Regions from separate parts of the Mus musculus genome. Here regions 1, 2, 3, 4, 5 and 6 are each linked to region 7. A link is a loop called in an ENCODE intact Hi-C map of the cell type or tissue named here. Cell type or tissue: heart. All regions are shown on one strand. Region 1 overlaps Aopep (aminopeptidase O). Region 2 overlaps 1700024I08Rik (RIKEN cDNA 1700024I08 gene). Region 3 overlaps Ercc6l2 (excision repair cross-complementing rodent repair deficiency, complementation group 6 like 2). Region 4 holds the start of Zfp367 (zinc finger protein 367). Region 5 has its middle 15 kb from the start of Gm30709. Region 6 holds the start of Habp4 (hyaluronic acid binding protein 4). Region 7 has its middle 2.8 kb from the start of Ptch1.

Region 1 (4,000 bases), 310 kb after region 7:
ATAAAGACATTTCTTTTTTTTTCTTTTTTCTTTTTTTATGGTTTTTCAAGACAGGGTTTCTCTGTATATCCCTGGCTGACCTGGAACTCACTCTGTAGACCAGGCTGGCCCCAAACTCAGAAATCCGCCTGCCTCTGCCTCCCGAGTGCTGGGATTAAAGGTGTGCGCCACCACACCCGGCTTAAGAAATTTCTTGTACTACCCTCTTGGACATCTACACTATGAACCACCAGGATGCTCCACTTGGCCCTGAAGTTTGAGACTCTGCAGCCCTGGCTTCAGAATACTACAGGATGCATAACTGGGGCACATGCGAAGAGGCAATACCCAGTTTAGAAAAGTGGAGTGTGGTAATCATGAAAAACTCATCTTTTCTACATCCCTGAGCAGTGTGCTGGATGGACAGGCCTGTCTTACTGAGCAGCGTGCTGGATGAACAGGCCTGTATCAGTGCGAGGCCAGGTTCCTAACCAAAGCCAAAGCCCCCTCCCCCCAGTCTGACCCAGCTCCTAAGTAGGAATCCCTGGCAAAGCCATGTGGCAACAGCATCCAACAGGCTACGTTCTCTCAGTATGGCTCCAGTCAAGCAGAATTCCAGGTGTCAAAGCATAGCCAATTGTCCCACCTCTCCCTACTAGAAACAGGAGGGTATTCACAGCTTGCCCACAGTGCCTTTGCCCAAGGGCCTCACAAGCCAGTAAGTGTGTTGAGGAAGTTAGTTATCCAAACAGAATTTCAAGACTGTTTCACCTTTATCCCATGTTTGTTTCAGCCCCAGCCCTCATGATGCTTTTACCCACATCTGCTTCTCATACATGCAGCATGCTCTCCAACTCCCTCAGCTGTCTGACCTGTACCAGAACCTGGCTTACCAGGGCAGTCCATCCTGTGGCTCCCTAACACTGTGTGACACTCCAAACTTCATGCATGGAGAATGCAGGGACTCCTTTGTGAATCACTGTTCAATCTACTGTCTAAAAAGCCTAATAAAAATACAGGTGAGGTGACAAGTATTTAACCTTGACTTTGAGGACAAAGAAAGAACAGGTGTTTCAAACAGAACCGAAACCAGGCACTTGGAAGCAGAGGCAGGAGGGTGCCAGAGGACAAGTTCGATGCCAGTCTGGGCAATTTAGCAAGACCCTGTCTCAGAAGCTTAAATGCAGAGAGGCACAGTGTACAGCTGAACTTGGAATTCATTCCCCAGCGTGAAGTATGGGGGTAAGGGAGGCATCAGGAATGCCAGGACTCCAAAACAAACTTCTACTAGAACACACAGCACGGGCATGTCCTCAGCACGTCATTCAGAACACAATCCTCTCCTGTTCAATGACTTCACACAGAAGTGACAGAACATGCAAGAATTAAAACTCTCCCCAGGATTAAGCAAAGAGTGGAACTTGATAGTATGCCCATTTGCCACATGTTTACATGTGCACATATGGAATTTAGGGCATTTGACTTTATATACCATGTGGATTTTGCTAGTTCCTTCCTAGAACCATCAGGCAGGAACTCTACTCCAACATCAGTAACCAAACCAAGAAAAGAAAACACAAACACCTGTGTTGTGACTGCTGGGTCTTGCTGGTTAAAGTTCACATTTCTGAATGGCCAAACTTCACATACAGGCTTTTTTGGTGAAAGATACATATTGAGTAGAATAGTCCACTAATTAATGATAATCATAATGAACCTAGCGAAAACTCAGAGCGAGGGAGATGGCTCAGTGGTTAAGAGCACTTTCTGCTCTTTGCAGAGAACCCAAGTACTATACTGGGTAGCCCACAACCACCTGTAACTCCAGCTCCAAGAGATCCAATGGCCTTCTCTGTTTCCACAGGCACTGCACTCATATGTACAAACTCATAAATACAGACATAATCAAAACTTAAAAACATTAAAAAAAAAAACAAAACAAAACAAGAAAGCAGTTTTGAAATTTTACCTGCACTGACATTCTCTGACAAGCACATTCAGGTCACCCATCACAGGGCAGTGTGAGAAGTCAGTGCAGATGAGGGTCACTGTGTGAGGTGAAAATGGAAGGAGCTGTCCCACTCTTGGAGGGACCAGAAAGAACAGCAACAATGTCAGGAAGGAGGTGCAGTGAGGGTGTGTCAGGCTTGGCCCTCCACTCTCCCAGTCTCTGGACTCTGTGACCTGCTCTGTAAGACCTTCCATGTCTCAGAACACATGGACATGTCATCAGTGTAAACATAATTAGCACACTAGGCTGAGCTCTTCTTAGTTAACTGTGTTGGCTGCAGTTGCAGGCACCTCTCCTAGCCATATTGGGTATGTCTCCTACTGTATTGCTTCCAAATGGAATCTCCGTGCAGGGCATGTGGGTGTTCTAGAGTCAATTAATTTTCCTGTTCCAGCACCTGGCATAATAGTAGGAAAGCCTTGGTGCCTGCTGTTATGTACTGTGTGCATACCTCTTACTCACTAGACCCTGGGAATCTCTCAGGTGGAGACCCTAGAGAACAGTGAGAAGCAACAGCACTCAGTTGGCTCTACTCAATCAAGGAGGGTCCACCTGCTTCTTCTGAGCCAATAACCAATACCTGTTACTGCTGGCTACAGACTCTGTCCTAAGAGGTCTTGTGAATGAACCCCCAGGCTTACGATGAGCCATGGGAACCAGGCCCTCACCACAGTCTCTGGTCATTCCAGTCTGGAACCTCTGGTAAGGAACAGTGCCACCCACATTTACCAGCACACACAGGAACCCACCTCTAGATTTCACCTTGGCTTCACTTCTGGGGTTTCCTGAGTGGCAGGACTTCATAGAGAATATATCTGAGCGCCAGGTGTCGTGGAGAAGTGGAGCTTTCTAACAGACTGTCTGCTGGCAGATGTAGCTAAAGCTTCAGGTTGGAGAGATCTGAAAATGAAGGGCTTCAGCTGGACAGAAACCAGGCTGCAGGGTTTTCATGAACACAAAGGGCAGTGCATACATTTCCAGATGCAGAGTCACCCTGCAGCATTTCTGGGTTCTGCAGTTAGTTGGATTCTCTGGGACATGTTCCTTCTGATCAGGGTCCTTTTTGTGTTATGGTTAATGTAACAGGATGAGAGAAACCACAGAGTACAAAAAGCTACAGAGGAGTAAGAGACTTCTCCACGGCCCCCATACGCACTAGAAAAACGCGCCTTTAGCAGAAACACATGCACTCAAAAGCTGGGGCGGGACTCTGGAACATCAAAGCCCCTCAGTTGTGGCACAGTCCATCCATGGCATGGTTCCCCAGATAAGTGGGAGAGTCAAAAGACAAGTTACACGTGATGGTCCCGTTTGAAACAGGATGCAGCATAGCTCTGAAGGAACACGGGAGGATGTGACCTGCGCAGTTCAGGAAGCTTTGGTTCAACAAGCAAGAGGCAGAGCTGGGTCTAAAGTACACGACTAAGTTCTAGCAATCTGTCCTTACAGCCTGACTCATCTCAACTATAGTAACTCCACAGTCTAGCAGCCGCCATTGCCAGGTGTACACGTAGAACTGGGCTCTCAGGCTCTGACGGATGGCAAGGCTGTAATCAGCAATTCCCTCCAGAGCTAAAAATAACAACCCAGTACTCTGGGCATGAGAGGCAGAAAACGCCTTGCTTGGTGTCTGGGAGAAGAGGGTTGCTTGGGTTTCATGACATTTATTTCTGAGGCTAACAGGAGCAGAGACAGAGAGACACACTCCCTTTGTTTCGCTAAGACCTTCAAGTCAATGCCAGGAATCTACTGACTGCCAAAAAGAGCCAGGCCTCTTTGTCCACGCAGAGCTCCGCTGAGCATGCACATGCCCGTCACATCATGGCAGTGTGTCTCTCTATGCCACCATGAGTCCACACTTCTTGTCCTCATCATACCCAGCCAAGTAGTCAAGAGAGAAAGCTGGTCAGCAAAGCCAGCCAGGCCAGATGATGGAATAAAAACACCACAGCAAAGGCCAAGTGTCAGCTCTGCTTCTTTCAGGATTCAATTATGCTGCTTTGAAGTTTA
Region 2 (4,000 bases), 130 kb before region 7:
AAAATCCTGATGTAGATTCCCCTCACAATTCTCTATTGGAAGTTTTCAAAATCTTTAACCCAGCAGCTCTCCCCTTTGGAGCTTTCCCAAGCCAAATAGTTGGAAGTGCGGTGAATGGATGCATACACAGTTCTCACACGGCTTGGTTTCTGTGCGGGTTGAAGGCCAAGGACTCAGAATGACCAGAACACCCAACAACAGGGCACTAATCTAGTGTCTGATGTGGACTTGTCTTAGTCAGGGTTACTATTGCTGTGATGGACCACCATGACCAATGAAACGTGGGGGGAAAGGGTTTATTCAGTCTATACTCCTGCATCACTCATCATCATCAAAGGAAGTCAGGACAGGAACTCAAATAGGCCAAGAACCTGGAGGCAGACGCAGACGGAGGTCATGGAGGGGTGCTGCTTACTGGCTTGTTCATAGTAGCTTGCTCAGTCTGCTTTCTTATAGCACCAAAGACACCAACCCAAGGGTGGCCCCACCCACAATGGGCTAGGCTCTCCCCCATTAATCACTAATTAAGAAATGCCCCACAGGCTTGCCTACAGCCTGATCTTATGGAGGCATTTTCTTAATTGATGTTTCTTCCTCTCAGATGACTTTGGCTTGTGTCCAGTTGACCTAAAACTATCTAACACAGGACTATTGCATAGCTATTAACTCCTCTGGTATAGGACATGCTAAGTGAGATAACATTTAGGGTGCGTTGCTAGACCAATGCACCCAATTCTGAAGCAAATTTTCAGAATCTCACAGGGCCCCGCCCATAGATGAGAAGCTGCTAAAGAAAAGTCTTCTCCGGACTGAGCTCCCTGATTGGAGGTCATCCAATCCCAAGGAGTCGGTCCTAAATACAGGTACACATGTGCAACTGTAAAAGGACTCCGCAAGTTATTTACACACTTATTTATTTATACATTTATATATACACAAGGGAGTAATAATAACAGAAAGACGACATCATGAATTTGAGAGGGAATAGGGGGCACAGGAAGAGCCAGAATGCAGAGGAAAGGAAGGGAATGATGTAAATATAGTATTTGTGTAATGAAATTCTTACAATTAAATTTAAGCTTTAAAAAATGTGAGGTCCAACTGATAGGAAAAAAAAGGAGAAATTTGAGAAGAATTGAGCAAAGGGAGCAAAGGAGTAGGGAGAAGAGGGAGGAGGGGGGGAGGAGAAGAGGGAGGAGGGGGGAGGAGGGGGAGGAGAAGAGGGAGGAGGGGGGAGGAGAAGAGGGAGGAGGGAGAGGAGAAGAGGGAGGAGGGGGGAGGAGAAGAGGGAGGGGGGGAGGAGAAAAGGGAGGGGGAAGAAGAAGAGGGAGGGGGGGGAGGAGAAGAGGGAGGGGGGAGATGAGAAGGGAAAATAGAGGAGCCAATCTGGGCTGCTGCAAGAGAGCTGGACTTTGGCAATTCTCTATCTTGAGATCTTAAACTCTTTAAAGAGAGCTGATCCTCTAGCACTTTACCCTCGAATCCCTGACACAACGGTGTTGACAGCACCTGGGAGATGTAGACAGACTCTCAGGCCTATTCCAATCCACTGGGTCATAGTCAGCACAGATACCTCTGACACTCTCTCTCTCTCTCTCTCTCTCTCTTTATCTCTCTCTCTCTCTCTTTATCTCTCTCTCTCTCTTTATCTCTCTCTCTCTCTCTTTATCTCTCTCTCTCTCTTTCTCTCTCTCTCTCTCTCTCTCTCTCTCTCTCTCTCTGTGTGTGTGTGTGTGTGTGTGTGTGTGTGTGTGTGGTGTTTTATAAGCTCTGCCTGGCATGTTGTCCAAAGACGTGGCCAACACTTCTAGGATTATGCAATATATTCTGAACCTGTCTCCTGTCTCTCTCTAGTGACCCCTAGTGGGAAAGCAAAACAGCACCAAACTCCATAGAGGGACAACAAAGTCTGATCCCCACACTAAACCAACCAACAACTCCCCATCCTTTGGTCAGTTGAATCCATACAGGTCCCAAGTGCTTGGGAGATTAGACTCGTAGTACTCATCTTTCTCTGGAGATGCTGTTAGGATTCAAAGACAACATTCCCGAATGGAGCTATTCCACACACAGCTTACTTGGCATCTCTCAGAGACACATCCAAGATGACCTATTAGTCATACTGTCAAGTTGCCCTTCATAGTCCACCTCTTGGATGATCCCTTGGTATGAAGACTGTTGTTTTAAGTTGTTTCTTTAGAGGAAAATCAGTGTTCCAATTTATACTGTGGTTTGAGTTTTGTGAGGAAATAGAAAAGCTCAGATGGTACTCTACAAGGGAAAGAATTCTATAAGCATTGCCCTTGTTGTAGGACTTCTTGGAGTTTGTGAAATTAAGGTGCTTTGTGGATCTCTCAAGTTGGTCTCATGGTGCATCTGCACACACACTTACACAGAGGCACACACCCTCACACACACATGTAGATCCTCAGCTCTGGGAAGCATTTCACTTCAGCCATTGTCCTCAGAGAAGTGTCCACATCCTCTGGTTCTTCGTTCTCAGGCTGTTGCTTTAGAGATGCGATAGTGTTTTGGTTTTGGTTTTCTGTTGTTTGCTTGGTTGGTTGGGTTTTGTTCTTCTTGTTGTTGTTGCTGCTGAGGTGGTAGTGATAATGGTGAGATAAGATGTTGCTATATAGCCCAGTTAGCCTCATACTCTTCATCCTCCTGTCTCAACCTCCAAATGTCGTTTCTTGGCACTCTGTTGCTCTTTGAAAGTATCTGCTGAAGCTGGAGTTGCCTCTCACTCTTACCAACCTTGATCATAGCCAGTGATTCAGCTGCCATTCTGTACTCTATAAATTAATGCAAAAGAGTAATACAAAATCTAATAAAAACTAATAAAAATTAATAAAGTATAATAAAAATTAATACAAAATCAATTAATATAATAATTAAGTGTTATGGATTAATACAATAAGGGGTGGAGATAAGGAATAAAAGAAGAGGAAAATTAAGAGAAAAGAGAGAGAATGAGATGAGAATTTTGCATGGTTTGGAAGCTGGGGCTTGAAAATAGAGAGCCAAACAGAGGGCTGGAAATCTAACTCCCTTGGAAAGGTGCTTGTCTAGCATGCATAAGGTCCTAAATTCAATTCCCAGTGCTACACAAACTGGGCATGGTGGCGCATATCTAGGATCCCAGCACCTAAGAGGTAGAGACAGAATGATTGGAAGTTTAGGGTACCCTTAGCTACTGAGTAGAGACCCCCATCTTCCCTGACACTCCATCTCAAATGTGAGCTTATGTGAACTGGACAGAACACAGCAGTCCTCTCACAGAAACAGACAAACAAAACAAACGCCCCTACCCCACCCCAACCCCACCCCCACCCCCAGGCACAAAGCACCTGCCTTTCAGATCATGGAAGGCTACAGTCATGCCAATACCCAGCTCTTACAGCTAATTCTAACATGGACACACTTAGGAGAGTAGGGCAAATGTCATTGATAGTAGACTACTCCACCCCTATACCAGGGCACTGTGAACTCGCAAAGGTGGTAGTTTCAGAGAGCCAAGAACCCACAAACTAATACCAACTTTTCTACCTTCCCAAGGCAAGAGCACCAGGGTACCCAGGCAACATTCCCTGCAAACTCTGCCTCACTCAACTGCACCAGGAATGCCGGTGACTTATCTACATGTTCCATTTTCATTTTTAGGCTCTTGCTTCTCTGGCACCACTCACAACCATGTATCAGAGTCTGGTAATATTTCAAATCCACTGAGTCTGCCGCTTGGCCTATGGTGGCACAGTTCATCGTGCAGTAGAAGGTTCTCTCACTTCTTGTTGGCCAGGAAGTAAAGGAGAGAGAAAAAAGGGCTAGGGTCCCTACATCTCCTTCAGGGGCACATCCCCAGGGAGTTGATTTCCTCCCACTAGGCTCTGCCTTCTGAATGTTGTGCTGCCTCCAAACAGTGCTCCAGAGTTGTGACCAAACACTTAACATGTGATCCAAACACACCAGGGACCACCTGGCTTTCTTCCCATCTTTCCCT
Region 3 (4,000 bases), 330 kb before region 7:
TAGGGCTAGGGACTCAGTGATACCATTTTTTTTTAGGGTGGGTGGGAGGATGACTGGAAAAGGCCCACTGTTGATTCTAGATTTCCCAGCCACAAATTAAAGACTGGAATCCCACTCCTCCCAGACAATAGGAATCAGGACTCTTTTACAAGCAGAGGACATGGCCGGAGATTGTCAGGCAGGGATGCAAAAACATGGGGGGTGGGGGAGCAGGTAGGAGGGTTGAGAGCTCTAAAGAGCTTGTGTTGGAAGGAGGGACAGAAGAGTGTCTCCATCAGTCATGAGGTATCTCCTAGGCATTGTTAGTCAAGAATAATGTAATGACCTGGGCTTCTAGTGTTCAGAAGCCAAATGTGGGGGACTGTGCTAGTTTGATTTAATAGCCTGGTCTACTTACTAACTAGAACCTGGTGCTTCTGGGAGATTCTCAGGTAGAAGAGAAACAGTCCGAGCAGCTATTGCCAATACAGGGCTGTGTGGCCTCTCTGCCTAAGTTTCTTCCTCAATAAAACAGATAACACCTGCCCGGGAGAGGTCTAGGGCAGATTAAATGTGAAAAGCACTTGAAATGTTAAACAAACGACTAAGTAAATGCTCAATAAATGTGAACTGATGTAGTTATTCCCCAGCCCAATCCCCTTTACCCTCCCTAACAGAGGAAATGAGAGGTTTACTACAGCGGAGGTCCCTATGTTTCAACAGGCTTTGGGGATGCAGTGTGGAAAATGGATTAGAGAGGGAGGAGGCCGAAGCCTGGGAACCCAGGGAGAAGTCTGCAGGCATCCAGATGGGAGGTGGAGGGACAGAAACTCAGGCTCTTGGCAGTGGGATTCAGGAACTATTTCAGAGACATTTTCTCCAGGACGTGATAACAGGTTGGGAATGGAGGCTTGGCAGAAGGCTCTGGCTTTGAGGGAAGCTTGAAGGTGGGAGGGCAGTGAAGGCAACCGCAGGGCCTGTCCTAGAGGGTGTGTGGCCAAGGACTGGAGGCCCAGCCAGCAGGTCCAACAAGCGCAAGGGCAAGACGTGCACCGGCTTGGGGGAGTGCGTCTGGACGTGGGGGGCCGCTTCCCGGGGCAGCTGGCCGGGGAATCTTAGGTGGAGTTCGCCAAGGTGCTAAGTCGGATTTCCTCCTGGGCCAGCCTGCTGTGTGTTTGTGAGGCTTGCCTGGCTGCGTCCCCGCGGCCCTCGCTAACACGGAGCCTGGAACCGGCCAGGAGTTCCACCCTGCCAGTTTCCCACTTCCTTCCTAGCTCTGCTTTGCAGCTCTGTCTAGGTGCTTGCGGGAAGGGGGGAGCCTTCGTCTGGCAGCTTCCCAAGACTGCGCGTTGGGGATCAGTTGAAAGTGATTTAGACAGCAGAAACCGGCGCCTCTGGCCTCCAGGATTCAGAACATTTAAGCCTGGGGTGCACTCGCCCAGTCAACTGTGCCAAGCTGTGCCCCGTGGGGGTCCCCACCTGCTCCTGCCTATTGACTGTCCATATACTCGCTTGGTCTCTTGACTGACACCGCACTAGGTGACCATCCCCACTCTCCTGCCAGGATACTATAGGGACTCCACAGGATCGCTGACATACGGCGTCCCCTTGCTTTAGGGCTTCAGTTCTTTAAGCTCCTGCACTACCAAAGCTGGACCACCCACGGCGTCACGCTGTGAGGGATGCGGGAAGCCGCCTGGCTTTCGGCTGGTGGCAGATAACGCGCCCCCCACTGGCTTGAGCTCAGGAGTTTTCCGTCGCTACTGCCAAAGCATAATTCCATTAGCCATTCTTCTCTTTTAGGGTAGATGCTCTGTCCTGCCAAGTGGGAGGGAGAGCAGCGCTAGGCTTTGTGGCCCCTTTCCGGGAGTTGCCAGCCACCGGAAGTACAGAGAAGTCCTCATTTGGGGCTCACAGTATCTGCAGTTTGTCCGCAGGGTACGGCCAAGCTCATTTGGCGGTGGTCCATCTTGTTGCAGGCAGAAAAGGAAAAGCCCAGGAGTTGCACCTTGCCTACCCTCGGATGGTCAGCTGCCTACTGAGTGTCAAACCTATCTCTGGACTGATTCTGACTTACTCCGCAACCCGGGTGTACCCCCAAATACACAAGAGGTTAATCTGTCAACAGTTCTTAGTTTGGCTAATCCAAAGCCTGCTCCCCTACTAAAAGGGCCCCTTCATGCTCCCCGGGGAGTGGTGTGGGACTAGAGGCCTCCAAAGACTGGAGAAGCCCTCGGGAGCCCATTTCTTCTGGTTTCCATCAGTGGGAGTGCTTTACTGGGGGGCGGGGCACTGATTTCTGCCCATGCAAACACAGCTCTCCCTCCCCTATATGCTCCAGCTGCCAAGTGTGAGTGACCATGGCCGGCCCTGGGACACAGATTCAAGTTACCTCAAATGCTGTGTTCCAACATGGTAAGAGGTTCATGAGTTTCTTGTAGTAACAGAATAAAGTAATAAAGTATTCCTGTGTGTGTGTGTGTGTGTGTGTGAGAGAGAGAGAGAGAGAGAGAGAGAGAGAGAGACAGAGACAGAGAGAGACAGACCTGGAGAGCCTGCTGTTTTCTGAATAGATAGTTCCTATATGGTCCTGTGAGCTCAGCTGAATGTGGGCAGGTACTAGCCTGACACTTCAATGTGCCAGTCTCAATGCCAGGAGCTATACAACATGAAACTTTACAGATAGGACCTCCTTGCCTTTACATATAGCTGTCACTTAACACACTGTCACCTACACTGCTGCTCTTACCACTGTCACCTACATAGCCGTACCTATCACAGACCAGAGAAGCTGGGAAAGGGGTACTAAATGAATAAATCAGAGTGTGTAAACCATATATATTAAATTCGATGAAAGAGGTTTCAATTAAAATCAAATGTTTATTCATTTCCTTTTACTTAAGAAATACAAAGTTAGGCTATAAATCTATTTATATTTACTAAATCATAGTAATGTGAAAAGTTAAGGCATCGGAATCCTGGGCAAAGATAAAAATCCCATTTCTTTAGACCACAGCACACAAACTCTGAGTGATTATAAAAATTAGCATTTTTAACATAATGCCATACATTGAGTCCTAATTGTTGAGTCTTCATTATAACTTTTATCTAAAATAATTTAATAGTAATAGAACATAATTCCAAGGAAGAAGGAAAACAGTAAGTTCCCAATGCCAATGAGGAGAGGGCAGTGGCTGCCACTTGACTTTGGGGCATTCTGGAGTTTAAAAGTGGAAGGCTGTGTGTCGGTTATCTTTCAGATAATGAATGGGCAAGTCACTCACGTAAGGCCACGGACTCACACAGGAGGGAAGATGCCAGTTAATAATAGTTATATTATGACACGTTACAATATGATACAATTACATTTGTTCTGAAGACCAAATCTGGGGCAGGAGATGTAGCTCAGTTGCCCAGAGTGCTTGCATAAAGTCCTGGGCTTGACCTCCAGTACTACATAAACTACATACATGAGCGTTAATGATTAAAACAGATATTAGGGAAAGAACCCATGATAACATGCTAGGCTGTTTAGATTATACTAAAGCAATAATTTAATACACAAGTTTGTAAACAAATGTTCAGTGTGCCCCATACATGAACATCCATAGCCAGGGCCAGCAGCTCATCAATATCTAGGTTAATGGCACGTCCATGTCCTACTCTCTCTCTGTATTGCTTATGCTTTCATCGTCAACATCTGAGCTTAATGTCTTCCACAAAAACTTCTCGTTTGCTTTCCAAAGGGAAGCTTCCAGCTCATCTTTCCTTTTGGAGGCTGAGGTACTGGGTGCTTTGGTACACAGCGTCTCTATCACTGCCAAGTCAGTGAGTTTGCTGAGACTGTCATCATTCTGCTCATTCAAGATGTCCCAGAAATCTTTTGGTTTCTGCTTTGCTTTTGCCACAGGTCCTGAAAGAACATTCTTTGGCAGCTGTGTGGGACCTTCCCCGTGGCTTTTAAAGAGGTCGTTAAGAATAGAGGTGTCACCAAGTAAGCCATCCTCAGGAGTGTTTTCTG
Region 4 (4,000 bases), 590 kb before region 7:
TCTCCTTTCTTCCACTTGTCCTTTCTCTGTCCTTTGCTTTGAAACTGTGACCTCTCAGATCATCCCAGAAAACAAAGTAACAAAGTTAGCCTGTAACTCTTTTGCTGGATGCTTCTTTAGTTATATTAGACCAGGCTATAAAATCAGGGCTTGTGAGTTGTTCTTCATAGATTCTTGGCTAATGTTGGTAATAGTCTGTCTAGACATAAGGTAGTTATTTCATTTCTGTAGGTATAAGTATATAAAGCATCATGTGCCTCATTCTTCTTAATTTCCATGTTCCATTTTCTAGACACCTCACAGATAGTACTTTGTTAGCCTTTATTAAATGATGCCTCTTAATATCACCAACATGAACTGTTGATTACAAGAACTGTGTAGTGTTTCAAAGCAGAAGGTTAATATTTGTTGTAAATTAGAAAATTACTTTAAAATAGGTTCTTTAATCCAGGGATTTTATTAGAATCTGTTAAGGATCAGATAAAATTGCTCGGGATTAATGAAAACAAGAGGGATGTTTGTATACTGGGAACTCAATGAATGTAAGTTGTATATATTTATGTGTATATGCTGGTGTCCCAGAGTTCAGAGGAGGATGTCAGTTTCTCTGAAACTGGAGTTTCAGGCAGTTATGAGCTACCAGACATGCATGCTGGGAATCAAACCAAAGCCCTTTGCAAGAGCAGCAAATGTTGCTGAGCAATTTCTCCAGCCCTTCAGCTTCCATTTTCAAAGCTGCTTCATGTACATTTTTAGATGTGACACTAAATCTCTCTATATATTTTAAAGATATATTTATTTATTTTAGGTATATGAGTACACTGTAGCTGTCTTCAGACACACCAGAAGAGGGATTCCATTACAGATGGTTGTGAGCCACCATGTACTTGCTGGGAATTGAACTCAGGACCTCTGGAAGAACAGTCAGTGCTCTTAACCACTGAGTCATCTCTCCAGCCCTCTCTATACTTTTTAAATTGTTTTGTGTCTCACACAGGATAAAAAATTTTGCTTTGATAGCAATAGTCATGCTTCTTGACTCTATTCAAGTTCTACATGTTCAAGTTGAAAGCCCCCTTTTACTTTCTTTTTAAGGCTTTAGGATACATTGTAAAAGATTTGACAGACTTTTATCAAGCTTTTTTTCCGTAGCTTTTTTTCATGCTGAGGATTGAGCCCAAAGCCTTACAACACATGCCTAGGTGTACCAATAAGCCACACCCCCAAGGGACTACATTTTGAACACTGAAATAGTATAGCTGGTTTTTTGCTTGCTGAGTTTTAGCTTTTGGAGACTGTTTCTCTGTGTAGCTGTAGCCCTGGGTGGCCTCAAACTCTGAGGTCCGCCTGCCTTTGACACCTGCTGGGAGTAAAGGCATGCACTAGCACCCTGTCTTTTTAGTCTCAGCAGGAGACCACTGCTCGTCTGTGACGGGTTTTAGTGTCTTCAGAGTTAGTGTACATCCTTAGGCTGTTAATTATATCTAGGACAGAACATAGACATCAGGAATATACGCACACATTGCATATAGCCCCCTGGTGGCATCAAAGTGGAGCAAGAAGCAGCTCAGAGTGACTTCAGTTCTCCCAGAATCAAACTCACCACATTCCTGGCATGTTTTTCATTCTCTTGTGGCTGGAAGCAAGTGGAGTTGCCAGGTTACCCTTCATCAAGGGTAATTTTTAGAAACCTTGTCAGTGTTCTGCTTTCTGGGTGATTCATCTTGCACTTGAGCAGGTTAGTGTTGAATAGTAATTATTGGCCAGTGTTTAACCTGTGGGCCTCTTGCCCAGCCCTTCATTCAAGTGTTCCTGATAGCTATATCTTTTTTTTTTATTTTTTAAACTTTCACTATCAACTATGAAACAAAGTATTTTAGTGGATTTGAAACAATGTAGTAAGGTTTCTGTTGTCGTTTACAATATTATCCCATTGTGGGAAACAAAAGCTGAACTTTCCGTTTCCAGATTGACTATTAAAATCAGACTGTATTTCCCGTCCCGCCCCCCACCCCCCCATACAGTAGATACAAGCTGTGGTACCCAGCCAGCCTCCAGAAAAGAAATCCAATTTAAAATGTTAAATGTATATGAGTGTTTGGCTTCCTTGAATGTGTATCATGTGCATGCATTGTCAGAGGAAGCTACAAGAGGGAAGCAGATCACCTGGGACTGAAGTCACATACTGCCACCACTGGGAGCTTGGAACCCAAGTCTCCTGGAGGAGCAGCAAGTCCTCTTAACCATGGAGCCATTTCTCTGGCTGCTTTGTTCTTTTTTTTTTTTTTTTTTTTTAAAGATACTTTTACTTGTCCCACTTCAAAGATACAAATTACTCAATGTATCTTCTTGAAACATTTCACTTCAGTTCACAAGTTACTTTCTCTCCATAAAGTCAAATTTGACTTCGGTATCTTGCTAGGTATAGTTTATTTACCCAAAATAAAGATGTGGCTAAAAATAAGGTCACACTATTGGCTGCTTTGATTTGTTAATTTAGGCAGTTTTCTCTAAAACAACACTCTGGTGCCTAAATTAATTTAGGCATAGCTTTGTATTTGATGGAGTTTAGTTACCGGTTCTATCGCTTAACCACTGGATACTCATTCAGATATAAAAATCTTTATGGAGTCTCTACTAGGAACAGGCTGCCTGGGAAACGCAGCAAGCAAATGAGCTCCAGTTGCCAGTTCTATCCTTTAGCCTCTAAAGAGATTTTTAAAAAATCTTTGAACTGCTACCACCATCAGACTGCCTGGGAAACACTGCAAGCAAGTACGACCGGGAGCTGACTACTGTGCGAATGGTTGCTCATGCGTCCCACCGCGGTCCCGAGCCTGGCAGCAAGAACCAATAGTCCGGGAACCGTAGCAGGGCTGGTCACGGGACTCACATTAAGAACCCATGCCCTTAGGCAGGAGTGGTGACTCACGTCTTTAGTCCCAGTACTGGGTGTGTGTGTGTATGGAGGGGGGGGGGCGAATGGGATCTCTGACTTCGAGGCCCTCCTGGTCCCTACATAGGGAGTTACAGGGCAGCCAGGACTCTATAGAGACCCTGTCTCAAAACAAAAACAAGCCGGGCGGTGGTGGCTCATGCCTTTAATCCCAGCACTTGGGAGGCAAAGGCAGGTGGATTTCTGAGTTCGAGGCCAGCTTGGTCTACAAAGTGAGTTCCAGGGCAGCTAGGGCTATGCAGAGAAACCCTGTCTCGAAAAACAAAACAAAACCAACAACAACCCCCCAACGCCCAAAAAGAAGTGGTGCTTTGCTGGCGCCTTGAGCAGCCGTGGGTGGGGTGGGGTGGGACGGGCGCGGCCTCAGCCCTTTAAACTGGCTGCGCGCGGGAGGGGGCGGATTGGGTGGGGCGATGGGGAGGGCCCTCTCCACTGCAACTTCTCCAGACTCCTACCCTCTTTACACCCCCTCTTCTTCTGGTGGGGGAGGGACCCAGCATGCTCGCCCCGCCCACCACCACGCCCCTTTCCCGCAGCTCCTCCAATCAACAGCCTCTTTCCCCCTCCCCACCTTCGCAGGAGTCATCCGGCCAGGGTGGGGCTCCCGACGGGTGTGTCAGGACAAGACGCGCGCTCCTACAGACTTTCGAACGCAGTTGGCCCTCCAGACAAAAAAGTATGAGAGCGGCGGCCAATGACGTGGCAGTAAGGACCCGCGCTCGAATTGGTTCCGCCCCCTCCGGACGGAACACAGCCTGGACCCGGCTATTGGCTCTCGCGACCTGTCACTCGTCGCGGTGGCCAGCCGCAGGGTCCTCGCGGTGACTGGTTCCGCCCAGGCGCGAAATGTAACGCGGGAAAAGCCGAAGCGGGGACCGCGGCGGCAGGTTGTTATTCTCGGGGACTCGGCGCCTCGCGTCCCGTTTTCCTGTCAGCAACGCTGCTGCAGCCTGATCGCCCGGAGCCGCCTGCCATGAGCCGGCGGCTGTGAGGCGCCGAGACGTAGCAGCGCGGGCGAGCAAGGCAAGCTCGGGCCGCCGAGAG
Region 5 (4,000 bases), 74 kb before region 7:
ATGAACTCATTGCAGCCATGGCTACCTGCCCAAGAGCAGGCTGGAAAGATGAGTCAACACCCTAACAGGCAGCACCAACGGAACCCAGTGGGTTATTTAAAAAGAGAAAAAGTGGAGGAGGGAGGAGCTGGAGAGAAAGGGCACATGTCCACTACCTAGTGGGGCAGAGGAAGAGAGAGTCAGAATGAGTATGATCAAGACACATTGTTTACATGTATAGAATTGTCAGAGTAAGTAAAAGATATTCTATTTATTTATAAGTCCTTAAGTGAATTAGTTCATTCATGAGGTCAGAGCCTTCATGATCTTATTACCTACCCAAAGAGCCCCTGCCTCTGAACACTGCTTCATTTGAGATCAAGCCTCAACATATGAACTTTGGTGAGACCATATCTGAAGACGAAGAAGAAAAGGGAGTCAGGGAGGGGTAGAAAGAGCAGGAAGACATAGAGGAGAGGAAGGCTGTTCCACATTTAACACAAAAGCAGAGAGAGACACATAACATTTGCCTGCCCCTGATCTTCGTATTCCATGGAGGGCTTGGAAAGAGCTCGTTCTCACTCAATCCCAAGCTCCCTTCTCACTCAGTCAGGCTTTCTGGATGAACTTCTTATCCTCAGTGGTTTGACCTCATGGTTCGTTCACCAGTTTAGGAAGGTAAGATCTTTATTTTCTGTTCTTTTGGTGAGAGCAGAATTAACTTGGGAGGTTGGGAGAAAGCATTAACTTTAGTCCTGCTGCCCACCCTTCTGTCTGGACTGAGTGGGAACAGAGACTCTGTAGAGTGGTCCTGGCCTAGGTTGGGAAACTGTGGCATGTCCCACCTCTGGATCCTCTTCCACACGAAATGCCTAGAAGGGAGAATCTAGTTAGCCTCACTTTTGGTAATGTTCCAATGCCTTGGCCAGGGAGAGTGGGGCACCTTGATTGACAGTCTAGCACAAGGGTGAGCTAATTCCCTGGAATGCAGGGAACAGCAATGAGGTAATTTCCTGGAAAGGAAATGGGGTGCTATTAGCATGAATGGGGAACTGCAAAGTCAACAACAGCTCACTCCAGCTCCTCCCCAAGTCCATTTATGTGATTTTAACCTAAGACTTCTGGAGACAGATGCCTTTATTCAAAGGACTGACGTCCATGGGAAGGCAGAAAAATATCCTTTCAGATCATGGAGAGAAATGGCCATTAAACAGCCAGGCACTAGATCTTTAGACTCCTGTTGCACCAAAGAGAGGTAGAGAAGAAAGTCACCCAACCTGCACAAAGGAACTCTGTCTTAAGTCAGGTCTCCTGCCTGGGGGCATCTCTCCACCATCCTCCTGGGGGCTCCCGGGAGCTCCCGGGAGGACCCTAACTACCACTGGAGTTATTTCTTAAAGTGCACAGCCTCCAAATTTGGAGTGTGGGGTGGCAGGAAGTGCCAATAGACTAACTCTTCCTGCTAGGACAGGAGAGCAAGTGAGGCATCCAAGCAGGAATGGAAGAGGGAAAAGAACACCAGGAAAGGGTTTTCAAAGGTGAAAATATTTTTCTGAAACTATGTCTGTGTGCAGTAGGTGTTGATATCTTCAGCTGGAGCTGGGAATGTTTTTTTTTTTTTTTTTTTTTTTTAAACAGGAAAAAGGAAATGCAGGGGTGTGGAGCAGCCAGCAGCAGAGGAAGTTCCCAGGCGACTTGTCATGGTGCAATTTATAGACCTGAGTCTCAGCAGGGCTGGAGTGGGCTGGAATGACTGTGATTTGTTGGTGGTGGAACCTGGCACTTGGCAGCAGGCCATGCTGACTTAGCCTTGTTGCACGTGTGCTGCCAGGAACCACAGCGCGCAGCCCTAACTGGGCAGCTAAAAGGAGAGCAGCAGAAAGCAAGTGCGCTCATCCTAAAGGGAAATAGGAGCAGAACACTAGAAGGAATGGCAAATGCCATCATGGGACAGTGAGGTGGCACAGCAGGAAAAAACAAAACAAAACAAAACAAAAACAAAAACAAAATGCCTGCCCCAAACCCTTCGACCTGAGTTCGATCCCTGGAACCCACAAAGGGAAGGAGAGAGAACCAACTGACAAAAGTTATCCTCTGACCTCTACACAAGTGCTGTGCCTTACACACACACACACACACACACACGCACACATACAAATTAGTTAATATAATTAAAAATTTTAATTAAAAAAGATTGTGAGGAAGGAGAGCAGACCATGAAAGGCTTATGGTCCCTCTGTTATTGGACTTGGCAGTAATTGAACTTTTCTTTTCACCCCCAAAACCCACAGACACTGAAAGGGAGTCTGTCAAAAGAGGATAGGGTCCGTCTTAGCTTATGTCCTCTATGCTGAGAAATGGATAGATGGACTTTAAAGAACAGAAGCAAATCACTCGTCTCCCATTGCTGTCTCTGAACACTCCACCCCCACCTCCAGAGTAACAGAGACCAGGAACAGCCAGCCGAGGCCTCCAGCGAGAGCCAATTAGGCAGTAAGGCATGACCGTCAACACAGCATCCTGCAGGCCAGGACCACAGCAGTGTTTACAGAGCACGGCACCGACGCGGGAGCTAACAGCCCACATGCATGGTCCATCTGCACAAGCTGGAAAAAGTAACCATTTCAACCCGAGCTAAACCACTGTGCCTCTAAACATTCTGCGCAGACCCCTTCCAGAAACCCCACACATCTGTATACACATCTCAAGATAAACACACACACAGGCAGACTCCCCACAGAACCAGGGGAGGCCCCTCTGAAGCTCTGCGGGTGGACGCTGCCCACCCCACACAGGCTCCAGTTGTGGAATTTTCAGCCAGTAGAACCCCTCATAGAATCATACCTGACTTGTGGCTCCTCAAGCCACACATAAACAATTCTGAGGTCTACAGCACAAGCTCACTTCTTCCAGAGGCATCCACAAACTTCTGAACTCAGCTGAGAGGGAAAAGGCCCGACTTCACTTCAAGCTCACTGGAAAGCTTCTCTCCAAGACTTGGCACTGGACTCACTCTTAACTTTGCCAAGGTTACCTTCTGCCATGGCAGCAAAAGACAAACACTACCCATCCCCCAATTCATTTATCTGTTTGTTAATTGAGACAGAATTTCATGTATTGCAGGTTAGTTTCGAACACACAGTATAGGCATTCTTGGCGTGAACTCCTGATCCTCTTGCCTCCACCTTCCAAGAGCTGACATTGTAGGTGTGTGCCTCCACATCCATCTTTTCACAGCGTAAGATGTAAATGCCAACTGTGAACTCTGTGCCAACTGAGCTGTAGCTCCAGCCCAAGGTCTCCACATATACTCAATCTGGTCTTGAACTCACCATGTAGCCCAGGTTAGGCTCACACTGTCCATCCTCCTGCTTCAGTTTGCTGAGTACTAGGGTTATAGGTTTCAAGTACCATGCTAGGCTGACTATGATCTCTGTGAGCTTATTCTTGTCCATTTTCCAGTGGTAAATGATAGATAGATAGATAGATAGATAGATAGATAGATAGATAGATAGATAGATGGATTAATACAGTGATAGGTAGATAGGTAGATAGACAGACAGACAGACAGACAGACAGACAGACAGACAGACAGACAGATAGATAGGCAGGCAGGCAGACAGACAGACAGACAGACAGACAGACCGACAGACAGATGATTGATAGATACAGAAATAGATACAATCATAGAAGATTAATAGATAAGTGGTAAATGACAGATAGATTGATTAATACAGTGATAGGTAGATAGATAGATAGATAGATAGATAGATAGATAGATAGATAGATAGATAGATAGAGATAATAGAGTGATAGATAGAAACAGTGATAAATAGATAGACAGATAGAGTGATTGAGAAATAGAGTGATAGACAGACAGACAGATTGATCTTATGTGTATGCACACACACACCCATCACACTCACACTGTGGCATTTGTGTAGATAGGATGACAGGTTTTTCAGGAGACAGATCTCTCTTCCATCTTGTCTTGAGTCATTGCCTCTCTTGTTTCTGCCAC
Region 6 (4,000 bases), 590 kb before region 7:
TAGAAGATCACTTGCGCAAAATAAATAAAACCCTGGGTTCATTATAACAAAAAATATTTTTATTTTAACAAGGCTAAAAAGTAACATTTCGGTGCACACCTTTAATCTCAGCATTTGGAAGACAAATCTAGGAATATCTCTGTGGGTTAGGGGAAAGATTGGTCTACAAAGTCCCAGAACAGCACAGAGAAAGCCTTTCTCAAAAACAAAACAAAACAAAACAACCAATCAAACAAACCAACAACACTCTAACAGTAGTAACTGGTACACTTCCAAAGGCTAGTATATCTTCACTTGGTTAAAAAAAAAAAAGTAAATAGTAAAAAAATTTTATTTGATCTTTCTCAATTCCTTCCCTTCCCATTTTCCTAAATACACTTAAGAGAAACTCAATACAAAATATACTGTATGGTGCATTTCCATTTTAAAAGGAGTCCTAAATTTACTGAGGTATCCATCTTCATTAATGATTTTCTGAATCTCAACCAATGTCTCAAATTAACTTCACAGATAAAGGTAAACATTACCTAGCTGTACCAGCGAAAGCCTCAAATGTGAAGCCAGAGGTGGAACGGACAGTTTTCTCAAGTAAGAACTAGGCAATAATGCCCACATGAACATCTGCCTACCTCGTGGTCAAACTACCCTCTAATCTCAATACCCCTTCTTGCCAATCTTAGGGATATAAACTTAATACGGGAAAACCGGGCGTTCATTTGGTGAGAGCTTGGCTGCAAAAGCCTTGACGCAGCTCAGGTGACAGCCACGAAGTCTGAAGCAGCCTCCCACGCAGACAGTACACCCAGCGGAGGGCTGACCCCTTCTGATTAAGCAGAAAGGGTAACTTTGAGCATTCCGCTTGCAAAGGCTAAAGCCGCTTCTAGAAAAAACAGTATTCAATCAATCACAAATAACAAGTCCCACATACACTATTTGTTCCACCTGCAATCGATGTCAGCTAACACCTAGAGGCTACCATATGAGGATGGAGAAAAGAGCTAAGGCGCAGAGGAGCCGGAACCTCAAGCCCACCCCAACTCACCCTGGGCTCAAGTCTGCCTTCCGGGGGCTCCCACACGTAAGGGTACCCAGGCCTCCCAGGATTTCGAGGCCCAGAATCTGGGATCCCTGAAGGTTTCAGCAGTGCATCGCCTACAGAGCTGAGTCCCGCAGAGGCCGGGAGGGAAGATGAAGGATGCAGCCAGCTGCAGATGTGAGAATCCCAGCTGCGCAACTCTCAGGCTGTCAGTCCCAGCTCCTCCACGAAACCAGGAATGTCAGGAGGGTGACCCCGGAAGAGTCATACTATGCCTTTTTGCCCATCAAGAACCTCCAGCTCGGCCCACCCGTAACGGATGGATAGGGACGACCCCCAGCCCCGGAGAGAGGGTGATTCCCAACCCCTCGTGGATTGGGACCCAGGGAGAATGACCAAAGGCCCTCTGTCCACCAAGATTCACGGCTCTGCTCACTGTCCCCCATCTGGGATGAGCCCACCGAGAGTGAAACCCTGACCCTTCCACTGAGATAGGGTGACCAGGGAAAATGACCACCCAGGAGGATGGCCCTGGAGGGTCATGATCCCTCAAAAGTGGCTCCCTAGAGTGATCCCTGGAAACGTGACCCCGAGAGGATTATTATCTTCAAGGGTGGCCCCTGAAAGGATGACCCCGGGTCCTGCGCCCATAAGGACTCCCAGCTCTGATCCGCCCACGCGTCCGGGATCGGTCCCCGCGACTGGAGCTAGCGGCTGCAGGGGTGACCTCGGTGCCCACGGCGTACCTGGCGGCTGCGGGCCCCCAGGGCTGTCTGGCTGCTGTGCGCCGGACGCCGCGAGGCTCTTGCGCTCCTTCTGCGACTCCCTGCGGCCGCCTGCGCCAGGCCTGTGTCCTGAGGCCACAGCCGGGCTCCTGCCGCCACGGTGCCCGGCCCCGCTGGCCGCCGCCGCCGCCTCATCGCGACGCTTGCGCTGCAGCTGCTGCTGGCGCCGGTGCTCGGCCTCCCGCAGGATGTCGAACGGGTCCGACTCGTCGTCCAGCAGCTGATGGAAGCGGTTGGCCACGACGCAGCCGAACGTCTCCTGCATCGCGGCGCCCGCGGCGGCTACAGGGCTCCCCAGGGCCCCCTTCATGACGCCGCCGCTGCGGGCGCCGCGGGCAGCCCAGGCCAGTGAGGTTCAGCGAAGCCGCGGGCGAGGACCCATGCTGCTGCTGCTGCTGCCGCCGCCGCCGCCGCCGCCGCCGCACTCTCGGCCCCGCGGTCGGCTCCTCCCGGCCTGCGCGCCCCAGCCAATGAGCGCTGGTGGACACGCCCTTCGGCCCCGGGGCGCACGAAGACCCAATGGGAGACCGGTGTCTGTGACGTCACGCCCCACTTTATCCCCTCCCACTCTATAGCCTGTGGGCGTGGTGGTATGGGGCTTGGGCGGAGCTACCACCAGAAACTCAGGGAGGCTGCAAGCCTTCTCTCGCCGGTGTGCGCCAGTGGGGAGCCTGGTTGCACACCGCCACACTTCACCAAAATGACCTAGTCAAGAGCCTTTAAGGGCTTGCGTGTCTGGGGGAGAGCTGTAAACTGAGGGAAAGTGCCTAGAGGAGAGGCAGCGTCCTCAGCTGGGTGCTGACCCATTCAAGAAGCCTGGAGAGACTTGCGTTTCAAGAGGTGTGACAGGAACAAGAGACCAAAACAACCCATTCAAGTGCAAAGAAACAACCCCAGACCCACTGTGATGTTGTGATGAGTGCGGGAGCGGACAGGGTGAGGTTTAGATAGCGGTTGTTTTTCTTTTGAGACATTCAGTTAAGGCCTGGCTTCTGGGGAATGAAACTCCAAATTAGATGTCATGCTTGCTGGCGAGTGCCTTTGCTCTCTGAGCCATCACTCTCCTGAAAATTAATTTTGTAAGTTAGCATTCAAAGTAATGGTTCTTATGGTATGTTTGTGTGTTTATATGTGTGTGTATATATACATGTTTATGTCATTACACTTTGTTCAAAACTGTCTCCACATTGCCCTTCTCCATGATGCCATCCCTGCCTGCTGGTTCCCTCCCTATCACAAGCAGTTTTACTTCATAGAACATATGTTTTACTTCATAGAACATGTGAAAGGAATAATTAAATACAGGTGTTAAAAAAGGTCTGAGTTTTACTGTTGTCCAACTTCTCTGTGCAAAGAAATCAAAAGTGATTTTTGTCTCAAATTGTAATTTCCTGGGCTTGCCATTCAGGGACCTCAGGGGTTCTCAGTAAATTGTCAGATGGCTAGAGATTTTAAGATAGGTGGCCACTTCTTTCTTTGAATTAAAGATTAGAGCCTGTATTTTTCTAGCCAAAATTGGAAATAGGTATTCAGATGAAAACTCGTATTATTCTCAGAGGTGCTATTCACAATAGCCGGGAGGAAGAAGCAGTCCAAATGCCCATTAACTGGGTGATGGATGAATAAGATGTGCTACAACAGAAGCTAGGATGGGGTGGGGGGAGGGCAGAAAAAGAACAAGTGTTAGCACACACTACAAAACAGGTGAACCTTGGACCATTGTGTGAAGAAAGCTTAGATGATGTCAGGGATAGGGATAGTTTTAGTTACCTTCGCATTGCTGCACCCACAATACCATAATTTTGCAAATATGACATCAAAGGCACAAGCAAAATTGCACTTTATCAAACTTAGGATCCCGTCATCAACAACTTACGAGGCAAAGATTTATCTGGTGCCCAGTATCAGAGGAATTTAGTCCACCTTGGCAAGAAGACATGGTGAAGCTCCCAGTTCATATTGGGAGCCCGGCTGAGGTGAAAGCTGTTCTCATCATGGTGGACTGTGAAGCAGAGAGCAAAACAGGAATCAGACAGGGGTAACATACCCTACATTGAGGACCTCCCCTAAAGACCCCATAGTCTCTCCAGACAGCACTACCAGCTGAGAAACAAATTTCCAGCTGTAACAGAAAGCAAGTTAGGAGTTTCTTCTTTCATACTAATGTATCCAGTGATTT
Region 7 (4,000 bases):
CCTTCCTTCAGCCTGGGGGGGGTAGTGGTGTTGGGGGGGGGGGTTAGTAAGGACAGGAAACTGGAAGTGGAGAGATGTGAAGAGAGTCAAGCCCAGTGGTTTTACATGATTGAGTTTCTGAATCTTTCCTTACCTCCTCCCTGAAACCTTTTTAGGCTCATTTTTTTTGCCTTCTCCTTGCACAGTCTGTATAAATCACAGGTTGCCAATGAGCAAATAAAACATTGGTCTCTACGAAGAAAATGGGGTAAGATGGTGGCAGATTGGCTTAAGATTTAACTCTTATCCAAGCTGCCTTAGAGTTGCCCAGGCCCTATCCTATCACTCCTGTCCTGTATCCGGGGCTACCCATCCATATGTAGAACACTACATCCCCACCTCCACCATCTTTCTGCTACCTTTGTAATATCCATACACAAAGCATCACACCCACTTCCTCTCTATATCCCCTCCTTGCAATAAAAATACTGTAGAATTTAGTATCATATTTGCAATTCTTTGAATTTCTGAAAGGCTGCTGAACTTAATGGGGGGGGGAACTTTATGACTAAGCCTAGGGTCAAATGGCTGGAACATCTTTACCTCTATATGCTGCAGAAATGAGCTACATGATAAAGGATCTTAAAGACTCTTAGAGTTCTGAGAAGTCAGTGAAAAGTTAAACCTCAACATGTTTGGCACTAATAATTTCAAACCATTGGAACATCCTAACTCAAAGGACAGATGCTTTATCTCAAGTGTCATCCTAGCACTTGGACAATCTGATGTCATTTCTGAGTTGTGTGTGGTAGGGCTATGGATATCTGAAGCACTGAACAGAGAGGAGAGGAGACAGCGAGGGAATCCAGAACATTGAAGGAATCTGTCCTGGGTCATGATGGGAAGAAAAATGACAGTTTATATTTTCTATTGAACTTCCTTTGGAAGAGTGGATGGTCACTCAGCTCTGGCTTCACAGAGACTGGCAGCTCCTGCTGGTCAAGGCCCTAAGCTCTCCGTTATTTGGGGAGCCACCAGGCAGAAAGACCCTCAAAGGGACTGTATTGCCAGACACCTTAGCAGGCCTGTCTCCTCCACTCTGCCTCTCAGGTCTGTGGAATCCTTGCAGTTAGCTGGAAGTTAACAAACCCGGTGTGGCTCAGCGGTCCCCTGCACAGGGCATGCATATTAAAGCCGACAAAGCTTACAAATGTAAATAAGGGTAGATTGATTAGGAACAACATTATCGCTGGGAATGTCACACTCACATGCATCAGCAATGAGGCAAATTGGGGGCAGCCTCAGCCCTGACCACCCAAGTCGAGCAGTCTTTTTAGACTGGCTCCTCTTCCCTTTCTTAAAACGTTACAGAAACAAGGCCAATTAGATCCCCAAAGTAATTCATCTCTATGAAAAAAGCAGACCACAGGGGAAGCGGCGGGTGGGGGCTGGGGAGATTAAGATAGCGCTTGTTAGAGAGAGCCTGGGGGTTGCGTCCTGAAACCTACGGGTAGAGTTTACAGGTCAGGACCATTGTCTGGGATGCTGAAAAGTTAACCTATCAAACAGCGGGCGAGGGGTCGCAGAGCGCTGCAAACCTCGGGGTTCCATGTTCAAAACGTTTAAGAATTAAGTCAAACCAAGGGAAAAGCGCCCGAGTGGAAGAGGCTTTGCATAGCTGGGCTAAAGTTTCATTCTAGAATCCAAACAGCTATACTGCAACCCAAGAAGTAAAAAGCTGGAAGAGGGAAACAGTACACGCTTAGGAGTAAAATACTGTAAGGAATTTGAAAAGACAACGTCTATAGAGCGATGCCATACACACAACCAGCTTCAAATTAAAAACAAAACAAAAACCCAGGCTGACCTTTGAACTCGGGATATCACCCTCAACTTTCGAAAAAACAGCCCAATTTCCAAGAGCATGAAATGTGAAAGCTTAATAGTAGTTCACCCCCTTTCTACCTTATGCTGACAACCAACTATCTTAACAGTCATGCTTCCAGCACGTTACTCGACGTTAAGGTAGTTAGTGTCTTTCCCCTCCCCTGCATGCCTTTTCAGGATTTTTCAGTTCTTCCGAAAGTCAGTCTTTCGAAAAATCACGTGCTCCCTGGTGTTAGAAGTTTTGAATTTCCGAGCTGGCCTAACACCCAGGTCCTCTTCTTTACCCCGTGAACACCCCCAAATGCTTCTACTTGGTCTCTGTTCGCTCAGATTCATCACCCCACTTTAGGAACCACACGAATTCTGCGGGTTTGGGATTCAGGATGGCAAGGCGTCCTAGGGAAGCCCGGAAGGAGACGAGGCTAGAGGGGCGGCAGGCTGGGCAGCGATGAAGGACCGCAACGCGATGGGGGTGGGGGAGACCTCACCCTCCACCGCCAGCCCCAAAAGCCGTGTGCTCCGCCGGTGGCCGCGCGCCCCTGCGCGGCCCCTGTCTAACCGCAGCCGGCGCCGCTGAATGGAAGGGCCGGAACGCAGCCATTGGCTGGCAGCTGAGAAGCCGCGCGTTCATTGGGCAACGCGAGGGGGCCGGGCCGCCTTCAGGAATGTACTACGGCGTGTCCGGCACGTCTGTCCGCGGCGGTAGGGCGCGCACACTGCCCGGGGCCAGGGAAGGTTGTGCGCACTGTGATGAGGGCTGGGGCGTGCTGGCCTCGCGCGCGGACCCTGTTACCTGTGCGTCCGCATCACGAGCAGGCCGAAGACAGGAACGCGCGGGCGCGGACGCGCACTAACGCGGGTGCGCGCATGGGCCTCTCGGTCCAGGTCACGTGGTGGAGTAGGCTCCGCCTTCTCCCCCACTCCTCCCCCCCCTTTCCCTCCATCTGGGTTTCTTTCTTTCCTTTTCTTTCTTCTTTTTTTTTTTTTTTTTTTCTTCAATGAACACACACCGTGTGCATCTTAAAGCCACACTGCCCCATTTCACGGGTTCATTTGACTCCTCACTACTCCGGTTCCTTCTGCAGTTCAAGTCGGAAAAGAAAAATAATAGGACGTAGCAGAATCCCGTGTTTCTGGGTCTGGTGTCTACTGCGGGGAGGAGGAACTTCAAAACTTATTGGAGAATGGAATGTGCTTTCTTAAGTGTTATTTTTTTTTTTTCTTAAAGAGCGTAGTTGTGTAGACAGTTTAATTTGTTGCTGGCTCCAACATTCACTCCCCTCCCCACTACGCATTTTTCTTCTTCTTGTTGTTTGTTGTTGTGAATCCCCTGAATGTCTTGGTGACACTGGACACAATATCAGGACAAATCGTAGCGCTCTATGAACAATTTGTTTAAAATGAATTCCACATCAAAGCCTTTATTCTCTTCTACGTCACGCTATTAAATGTTACAGGGTGTGTATCGAGCTTTATTTTGTTTTAAAGTTTAAAACTGACTTTAAGAATGTGATTAATTAATGAGGATCCAGACGAATTCCAAATATCAGGAAATCTCTCATTTCCATTTCTCTGGCCTGCTGAAAAGATTTGCTTTTTATATATTAAAAATTCAAATAAAATAGCAGACTTGTCTGGAGTCTCCTTATAGACGTTTTCAAATTGGACTGTATTGTGTATTGGAGGGGGGCGATAGAGGAGTGAGAGGGGTTTTTAAAAGGGCTGGCTTTTCCCAACATCCTTGCTCGCCTCTTTAACTTTCCATTTTGTTTATCTTAATACGAGGCGTTGTTCCCTGCGAGAGTCTAAGTCTTGCCTTTGGTTATAAAAGAAAAGAGGAGAAAAAAAAATTGGCACACACTGGCGCACTATCCACCACCCTGTCATTATTGGTGCAGGCCTGGGAATTCAAGCCGGACCTCCCAGTATTTGCTGCAGCTTGAGGCCAAAGTGCCTCTAAAAGGGTTTTCTTTGAGGAATCTCAGAAATTGTTTAAGCGCTTAAAAAAATATATTACCTATCCCTCATGTCTATTGCGAGGCAAATGCTCCTGTACGTGTGAGTGTGTGCGTGTGTATGTGTGTCTGTGTGTGTGTGCGCGCGCGCTCGCAAAAGGCGTCTCGAAAAAGAAGAC

What was found. A loop is a pair of places that touch in the nucleus more often than their neighbours do. Peaks named below come from ENCODE experiments on the same cell type or tissue, not always from the same donor. Only the 100,000 strongest peaks of a DNase experiment are listed, where the experiment ranks them.
Region 1: it touches region 7 in a loop (3-fold over the local background); 3 of 42 quality-filtered maps call a loop at or near these places.
Region 2: it touches region 7 in a loop (2.1-fold over the local background); 7 of 42 quality-filtered maps call a loop at or near these places.
Region 3: a loop joins it to region 7, with 2.4 times the contacts of the local background. A loop is called at or near these places in 5 of 42 quality-filtered maps.
Region 4: it touches region 7 in a loop (2.5-fold over the local background); 6 of 42 quality-filtered maps call a loop at or near these places.
Region 5: a loop joins it to region 7, with 5 times the contacts of the local background. A loop is called at or near these places in 7 of 42 quality-filtered maps.
Region 6: a loop joins it to region 7, with 2.6 times the contacts of the local background. A loop is called at or near these places in 6 of 42 quality-filtered maps.

The regions. Positions count from the first base shown.
Region 1 is chr13:63,260,689-63,264,688 of GRCm38, reverse strand. All of the region lies in intron 13 of Aopep (aminopeptidase O), which reads right to left. Among named protein-coding and RNA genes, the nearest start is that of Gm16907, 34 kb to the left of the region's middle. In heart, no CTCF peak of the experiment used is centred here; DNase peaks (open chromatin) are centred at 2,148 and 3,458; H3K4me3 peaks cover 368 bases; H3K27ac peaks cover 1,487 bases.
Region 2 is chr13:63,694,461-63,698,460 of GRCm38, reverse strand. The region is part of intron 4 of 1700024I08Rik (RIKEN cDNA 1700024I08 gene); the gene reads left to right. Among named protein-coding and RNA genes, the nearest start is that of 1700024I08Rik, 38 kb to the left of the region's middle. In heart, a CTCF peak has its summit at 1,870 (motif pointing left); no DNase peak of the experiment used is centred here.
Region 3 is chr13:63,899,142-63,903,141 of GRCm38, reverse strand. Ercc6l2 (excision repair cross-complementing rodent repair deficiency, complementation group 6 like 2) reads right to left here. Exons shown (of 19, transcript NM_001013608.3): 19 at 2,840-4,000. The coding sequence ends at 3,639. Gm46423 (a long non-coding RNA gene) reads left to right here. Exons shown (of 3, transcript XR_001780983.2): 2 at 1,959-2,091; 3 at 2,321-2,383. Among named protein-coding and RNA genes, the nearest start is that of Gm46423, 5.6 kb to the left of the region's middle. In heart, a CTCF peak has its summit at 1,698 (motif pointing left); DNase peaks (open chromatin) are centred at 1,131, 1,791 and 2,151; H3K4me3 peaks cover 1,639 bases; H3K27ac peaks cover 1,731 bases.
Region 4 is chr13:64,153,014-64,157,013 of GRCm38, reverse strand. Zfp367 (zinc finger protein 367) reads left to right here and starts at 3,815. Exons shown (of 5, transcript NM_175494.5): 1 at 3,815-4,000. In heart, a CTCF peak has its summit at 1,555 (motif pointing left); DNase peaks (open chromatin) are centred at 2,983 and 3,593; H3K4me3 peaks cover 1,518 bases; H3K27ac peaks cover 2,952 bases.
Region 5 is chr13:63,640,543-63,644,542 of GRCm38, reverse strand. No RefSeq gene overlaps it. Among named protein-coding and RNA genes, the nearest start is that of Gm30709, 15 kb to the right of the region's middle. In heart, no CTCF peak of the experiment used is centred here; DNase peaks (open chromatin) are centred at 972, 1,722 and 2,522; H3K27ac peaks cover 2,069 bases.
Region 6 is chr13:64,160,117-64,164,116 of GRCm38, reverse strand. It overlaps Habp4 (hyaluronic acid binding protein 4), which reads right to left and starts at 2,251. Exons shown (of 8, transcript NM_019986.3): 1 at 1,783-2,251. The coding sequence starts at 2,131. In heart, no CTCF peak of the experiment used is centred here; DNase peaks (open chromatin) are centred at 1,576 and 2,306; H3K4me3 peaks cover 2,514 bases; H3K27ac peaks cover 1,828 bases.
Region 7 is chr13:63,566,582-63,570,581 of GRCm38, reverse strand. It overlaps a transcript of Ptch1 not described here. Among named protein-coding and RNA genes, the nearest start is that of Ptch1, 2.8 kb to the right of the region's middle. RefSeq lists an enhancer at 739-1,800. In heart, a CTCF peak has its summit at 2,461; a DNase peak (open chromatin) is centred at 2,591; H3K4me3 peaks cover 2,888 bases; H3K27ac peaks cover 3,120 bases; H3K27me3 peaks cover 1,047 bases.